Linked DNA regions of Homo sapiens: region 2 is linked to region 1. Evidence: chromatin contacts called from ENCODE Hi-C data. All regions are on one chromosome and are shown on one strand. Each heading gives the region's core, a stretch centred on a gene start or an enhancer-like site at or near the end of the contact. The rest is flanking DNA. Distances are from core to core; before and after follow the strand shown.

Region 1 (3,588 bases), core at 150-2,649:
AATTTTGTTTCGTTTTGTTTTTTGAGATGGAGTCTCGCTCTGTCGCCCAGGCTGCAGTGCAGTGGCACGATCTCGGCCCACTGCAAGCTCCACTTCCTGGGTTCACGCCATTCTCCTGCTTCAGCCTCCCGAGTAGCTGGGACTACAGGCGCCTGCCACCACACCCGGCTATATTTTTAGCAGAGACGGGATTTCACCATGTTAGCCAGGATGGTCTCGATCTCCTGACCTCGTGATCGGCTCGCCTCGGCCTCCCAAAGTGCTGGGATTACAGGCGTGAGCCACCGCACCCGGCCTGTAATTTTTTTTTTTTTTTTAATGTTTATACTTTCCTTAATCCTTTCTGGGAATAACCTCCTCTGGGACCACTTTCCTTCCTGTTCTATGTACCTCAGAAGCACAGGAATGAAGCCTGAAAAAATATTATCTTGCTCCCTAAGTCACTTTCCTTTCTGATCTAGTTCTTGGGTGATGAATGAAGGTGGAAAGTAGCGAAGGTTGCTATGAAAAGCTTGGACTTTATTACCAGGGCCACTGCATTTTCAACAGGAGTGTCAGGATCCCAGCAGTAATGCTTTTCCATGGATCAGCCAGACAGGCATAAGGGGAAGTTGGGAGACCAAAAAAGCCATTGACAGATTCCAGGTGAGCAATAAACCAGAATTTTGACCAACTAGACCAGCGCTGTCCTACAGAAATGTAATGGGAGCCACATGTTAAAGTTTAAATGTTTTACTAGCCACATTTAAAAAGAAACACATGAAGTTATTATTATTTGTTTTAGAGACGGGGTCTTGCTTTGTCGTCCACGCTGGTCTCCAACTCCTTGGCTCCCTCAAGCAATCCTCCAGACTAGGCCTCACAAAGTGCTGAGATTACAGGCCTGGGCCACTGCCCCCGGCCTGAAGTTAATTTTAATATTTCACCTAACCCAATATATCCAAAATATCATTTCAACATATAAAAATTATTGAGATTTTACCTCACCAGTCTTAGACATCCAGCGTGTGGTTTATGCATACAGTACATATCAATTCCACACTAAATTTTCAGCATTTAAAGGGAAATATGGTCCTGAAAAAAAAACAACAAAACAAAAAAACGCCTGTTTAAGGAGAAAGCATTCCACACTGCTTGTTTTAATATAATTAAAATTAATGTATCAATTAATAAATCAATAGCCCACGTTGGCTAGTGGCTGCCTTACTGGGCAGACCAGGTCTGGATTGTAAATACGTTCAGACGTTCCACGCAAAAGCAAAGTTCCCTGCAGACGCTCCATTAAGTTCTGGGTGCAAGGAAGCGCGGATCCTTCAGTTCTGGGCGTTTTCACCAGGTGGCACTCAGAACACCCTCACGTGACAAGCGTCCCACCCGGAAGCGAAATCTCCCCTTCTACAGAGTTCCTCCGGCGCTTCCTCCACCCCGGGATACACAGAACCTCATCTCCTACGGTGCTGAAGCCTGCAGCAGGGCAGGATGGGCAGGAGAGCAGAGCCGCGGAGTCTGCGGCGCGGGTGAAGAGCGGCGCGTAATTCCCGCAGCAAGATTGTTCCGCGCCCGCAGCCCCTGGACTAGCAGGATCCGAACCCCGGCGGCTGCGTGCTTATAGGCGCAGACGTCAGAGAGCCCGCGGCTTAAAGCGCGTCGCCTGGCTAGCGCCACCCCCTAGCCTTCTTCAAGGCCTCCAGGGCTGGGCCCAAGCGCCCGTCGACGGCACCCTGGGCCCAGAGGACTCGCGGGCCTCATCTCCAATGATTCAGAACTCACGTCCGTCGCTGCTGCAACCCCAAGATGTCGGAGACACGGTGGAAACGCTTATGGTGAGGGCACTGCGGGGAAGGAAGGGCAGGGGTCCGAACCGCGGGCTCGGGCCGGAGAATTCGGGGCGTTGCTAAGGCTCGGCTACCCTTTTCCGCGCCCCAGGGTGCGCTCAGGATTTAGGATGCGGCGGGAGAGGAGTCTGACTAAGGGAATTGAGAAGGGGGCAGGGAGTGAGGAGAGGCCAGGAGCTGCAGGCCAGCCCTGGGGGCAGGCGCTGTAGGGCCGATGTCCCGGTAAAGGGCGGAATTGCCGGGGCCTGGACTGGACGCGTGCCGGGGAGTGTGCCCGCGCGGCCCCCACAAGGTGCGAGTAGGCTGCCAGGTGGAAGGGCACCCGGGCAGATTTGGGACGGTCACAAGGCCTGATAATAGCGCTGACGCTGAGAAGCCGTTGATGCCGCAGCGAGCTGGCCGGGTAGCGCTGTGCGCCCGCGGGCGGCGGCCTACCTGGAGGGGCCAGTCGTGGCGGCACCCTTCCAGCCTGTTGGGACGGCGCGTGGTCCCCCAGCGACGCCACGCCTCCTCCGGCGTTCGATTGGTCATCGTGCCCGGGCCGCCGGGCCGCTATTGGTGGAGGCGGAGGCGGGGCTGGCGGCGTGGTTGCCCGGTAGGTGGAGTCGGGGTGCAACCAGTCTTTAGACGCTAAAGGCCTGAGGCCACTGCAGCTGCCGCAGCTCTCCCTCTGAGGTCTTGCGCCCGAGGTAGGGGCGGCTTTTATTTTTTTTTTTAATCCTTAAAGGCGGAGACGGCGGCGGTGGCGACTTTACGTTGACGTCTTTGAAAACCTGCTTACCTTTTTCAGGGCTCTCCAGCCCTCGCCTCCAGATGTGAATTGGACTTAGGATAGTTTTTTCAGGGCAGTAGGAATTGCTTGTGGATCCAGTTTGTACTCTTATGTGCTACTTATTTCGTGTGCGTATTATTGTTTATGCCCTCTTCTTTCTCCCCTTAAAAAGAAACTACTTTTTTATTTACCTTGAATATATTTTTGAGCTTTCTTTTCTTTTTTCTTTTTTTTTTTTTTTGAGACAGAGTCTCGCCCTGTCGCCCGCGCTGGAGTGCAGTGGCGTGATCTCGGCTCAACTGCAACCTCTGACTCCCGGGTTCAAGTATTTTTCCTGTCTCAGTCTCCCACGTTGCTGGGATTACAGGCGTGCGCCACCACGCCCGGCTAGTTTTTGTATTTTTAGTAGAGAGAGGGTTTCACCATGTTGGCCAGGCTGGTCTTGAACTCCTGACCTCAAGTGATCCGTCTGCCTCGGCCTCCTAAAGTGCTAGGATTACAAGTGTGAGCCACCGCGCTTGGCCTTGAGCTACTTTTTAAAAGTTAAGTTCACTCGCAAAGGATGTGTGCCATTCACCATTGACAAAAATCTTAAGACCATTCAGTATTACCTGTTGGGATGGTTTTTGTTGTTGTTGTTGTCTTGTTTTTGCCTATTAGAAGTTGATCTATACTGCTAGTATAAATAACATCTGCTCTGTGCTAATGGACTGGGAAAAGTACAAAGCTAAAAAAGTTATTGGCTCAATAACTTGAGCCAATAACATGTCTAATCACTGTGCTGTGAAATAAAAGACGTTAAGAAGATATTTCCTGCAATCAAGGGTGGGAAGGTCAAGGACAGCAGCAAATTTGTTTTAAAACAAATTCCACACAGCACCTGTGTGAGCACTGGGGAAGCAGCGCCTAACATAACTGCCCAGAAACTAACTGCAGGTCATTCCTATAGCCTTGCTGGAGCAAGGGGCCTGGAGAGAGGTG
Region 2 (3,589 bases), core at 278-2,777, 2.6 Mb after region 1:
GCTGGTCTAGAACTCCTGGCCTCAAGTGATCCGCCTGCCTCGGCCTTCCAAAGTGCTAGGATTACAGGTGTGAGCCACCGCGCCTGGCACTAAGTTATCTTTCAATAACTTATTAATAGTTGAAATTCCATGACTTTAAGATTCTTTGACTCAGTCCAAACACGTTCCCCATTACAGACTTCCTAATATTCATTTTTAAAGCTGTAACCTCTTAATTATAAAATAAAACACAAGTACAGAAAACTCCACAGAATACATAGTTTAATGAATTACTAAAGAGGGACACCCTTCTAATCACCACCCAAAGTCAGGAAATAGGACTTTGCCAGCCACACAAGCAGCCCCTCTGTGAGCCTGTCTCAATCACCACCCCTCCTGATCCCCAAAAGTTAACCACCCCCTGACTTTCGTAGTCATCACTTCCTTAGGTTTCTTCATGGTTTTCTCACTCGAGTGTGCTTTCCCAGAAACCACAGTTTAGTCTCTTAACCTATAGTGCTCCTAAGGAAGTCTCTCTTAATTCACAAGTTCACCTAAGAAGCATCTAAGAAGCCAGAAGGCAGAGCAAATCACATACAGGTGCAAATGAGGCATTTAAGAGTCGGGGGCAGGTCCTACATTCAAGGAACGCTGAGAGCGAACAGGTGATAAGAGCGCACAGGTGCCCACTTTCAGCACAATCATGACTCCCGCACCAGAAGCATGAGCATCACCTGGGACTTAATACAAAAGAAAAAGTTATCGGCCCTGCCCCAAATTTACGGAATCATACACTACGGCGGTAGGGCCTGGCCTTCTGTGTTACTACACGCCCTGGGGTGACTGGGATGCGCTCAAGTCTGCGAAATGCCAGCCAAATCAACCCCGAGATGTAACCGATGGCGCGCGCCACACTAAGCACTCCATAGGTGCTCCTCCTCGCCGCACTTCACAGACTCAATTATCACAGACTCAGGGGCGCTACGTAGTCACTCACCCCCCCCCCCCCCCCCCCCGCTCCCCAGGCAACTCGCGGCGGGCGAATCGGCGGCTTTCGCGGCCTCGCTACGTCCGTAGGCATCAGTCCGCGAGACCGGCTGGGAGCCTAGGAAGCGCTGCAGGGCGGTGAAGACGCGGTCCGCTCTGGGAAGTTAAGAGATGGCGTCCATAAAGCACATCTCCCAAGCCGAAACACACAAGCACTCTCTCTCCCCGCTGCACCCAGGTCCTAGAAGAGGCGTCCCGTGTGCCCTTAACTAACGCCCGGATAAAAACGGGCGGCTTTTTTAACACGAGCGCAAAGCAGGGGAGCGCAGGGGGTACGGGGTCCACTGGCAGAAGGAGAGAGGGCGGCCAGGCGCCACCACCCACCCGCCCCGGCAGGCCTGCGCGCTCTTCCGCGACCGCTTAGGCAGACACGAACTCAGACTCGTAGCTACTAAAACCGCCACTGCCACGCACCTGGTAGCTAAGTCAAGAAAAGAGTCCAGTCCACTTGGCTGCTCCCGCGGTTGCGCGCATCTCGGCCTCTGCCTCAGGACAGGTCCACAGGCCCAAGAATGGGGGAGAAAGCAGTGAAGCAAAGCGGAACGCGCGGAAGAAGCCGACCAGCCTTACGGAGGCGACGCCCCTCCAGGTTTGGATTCGTCCATACGGTTTCCACGGCAGCACACAGAACGCCGGAAGAAGCTCAGGAAGCCGACTGGCTGTGCAGTTTCCGTTCCTGTTGGCTGGGGCCCGGAAGTGAGAGACCACGAGGGCCCCTCCCTCCACCCAAAGGGCATCACGCCCTGCCTTTGGACGAGCCCACAGGCCAGAGACTGGGGCGGGAAGTGCTGGAGTAACAGTCATAGTGGTCGGCCCACCATCCCTCTATGTTTGGATTTGCTCATTCCATCTCCATGGCAGCACGCAGAACGCTGGAAAAACGCAAAGCGCTGATTGGTTAAGAGTCTCAGTTCCTATTGGCCAGAGTCCGAAGTGGGAGCCCGTGAGGGACTACTCTTCAATCTTAAGTGGGTGCTGAGGCTAGAGTGTGGAGAACTGAGACCTCGTCATTTCTTCTCTTCCCGTTCCCACTGTCCTTCTGTTTCCTTCCATTCTTTTCTTTCTGGCTTCTTCTGGGAGCTCAGGTAGACATGGTGGCATAGTCTGGATAACCAACGCCTCAGAAGCAGGGGCCCCGGGGTCCTCACCATTTAGAAAAGAGAAGGCTGTGAATTACCTTCCTTTTTGGAGATGGAGGAAACAGATGAGACACTCTGATCTCAAGTTGATTGTGTAAACTAAAAATAAAAGTTCCAAGCCCCCCTACCAACTGAGTGGATCCCTCCTCTGGGCCAAAGGCACGCCAAAGTTAACCTGAAGAACTAGCTCAGGCAATGATGGGAAGATGGGGTGGGACAGGCCTCATTATACCCTCCTCCCGTTGGAATACAGGCACAGCTGACCAGCGTTAACATTAAACAGAGACCTTAAGACTGACAAAACAGACTTTTTTGCAGCAATAAGATACCAACATGGCAGCAGGCCCCAAAAGACATTGAAGTATTTTATCCTGATATATATATACACACACATAGACAAACACACACACACATATACTCTTATGTATACATATATACTCATATACGTATATATATATATATTTTTTTTGAGACAGTCTCGCTGCATCACACAGACTAGAGGGCAGTGGCGCAATCTCGGCTCACTGCAACCTCCACCTCCTGGGTTCAAGTGATTCTCCTGCCTCAGCCTCCCAAGTAGCTGGGATTACAGGCGTGTGCCACCACACCAGCTAATTTTTGTATTTTTAGTAGAGACAGGGTTTCACTGTGTTGGCCAAGCTCATCTTGAACTCCTGACCTCAGGTGATCCACCCGCCTTGGCCTCCCAAAGTGCTGGGATTACAGGTGTGAGCCACCGTGCCTGGCCAAATATATTTATTTGACATATTTTGAAATGGCCTTGCAGAGCTATCTCTTCTGGGGGGAATCTACATTCTGTAAAGAATCCCCTTGTCTTTCCAGGTCTTTTCCCTGATGCTGGAGAGAATTAACTGAGAACCTGACACCTGTTTTAAGTCTGATAAGAAACATTTACAATCTATTCTCTCTGAAACCTGCTACATAGAGGCTTCATCTGCAGAACAAGAACCCTGGTCTCTGCAACCTCTTATCTCAACCCAGACACTGCCTTCTATTGGCTCCAGGTCTTTATATAATAACTCTTTTAACCAATTGCCAATTGTAGGGTATATGGATGTGCTTTGGTCAAGGAATAGGCCAAGGTGGACATCCGGGCCAGAGTGGCTCAGCGAGTTTAGGACACAGGCGCATATTCCACTTGTTATGTAACCCGTTTATGTAAGTTCATACTTGGATCTGAGCCACTATTGTCTGTAGAAGGTATAACTGCCCTGCTGACACTGTGCCCAGGTCTGAGTTCAGCACGACACGACCCGGTTCGTGCACTGGTGCCCAGAGTAATGCTACTAACCCCTCTAAGGGAGAGCGGTTGCCCTTAAGGTGGGCAGAGGGGAGCCGAGCCAGGAACCAGCTTGTGCCCAGAGGGAGAGTTAAGCTGCTGACCCTGACAGAGCTGGCTTTGC

What was found. Hi-C counts contacts between places; a loop is a spot of excess contacts on that map. Pooled maps may share reads with other maps.
Region 2: a loop to region 1 is called in a map of CD8-positive, alpha-beta T cell, with 15 times the contacts of the local background. The contact joins the promoter of ULK4 here to the promoter of SLC25A38 in region 1. A Hi-C loop is called at or near these places in 4 of 168 maps with a recorded cell type or tissue (CD8-positive, alpha-beta T cell, ascending aorta and naive thymus-derived CD4-positive, alpha-beta T cell) and 8 of 50 pooled maps.

The regions. Positions count from the first base shown.
Region 1 is chr3:39,381,971-39,385,558 of GRCh38, forward strand. It overlaps SLC25A38 (solute carrier family 25 member 38), which reads left to right and starts at 1,400. Exons shown (of 7, transcript NM_017875.4): 1 at 1,400-1,823. The coding sequence starts at 1,755. LOC105377644 (a long non-coding RNA gene) reads right to left here and starts at 2,355. Exons shown (of 3, transcript XR_007096252.1): 1 at 2,271-2,355; 2 at 983-1,074. RefSeq lists enhancers at 1,709-1,888, 1,909-2,008, 2,019-2,068, 2,539-2,608 and a silencer at 2,299-2,448.
Region 2 is chr3:41,960,576-41,964,164 of GRCh38, forward strand. It overlaps ULK4 (unc-51 like kinase 4), which reads right to left and starts at 1,528. Exons shown (of 37, transcript NM_017886.4): 1 at 1,441-1,528. RefSeq lists enhancers at 1,498-1,657, 1,808-1,857.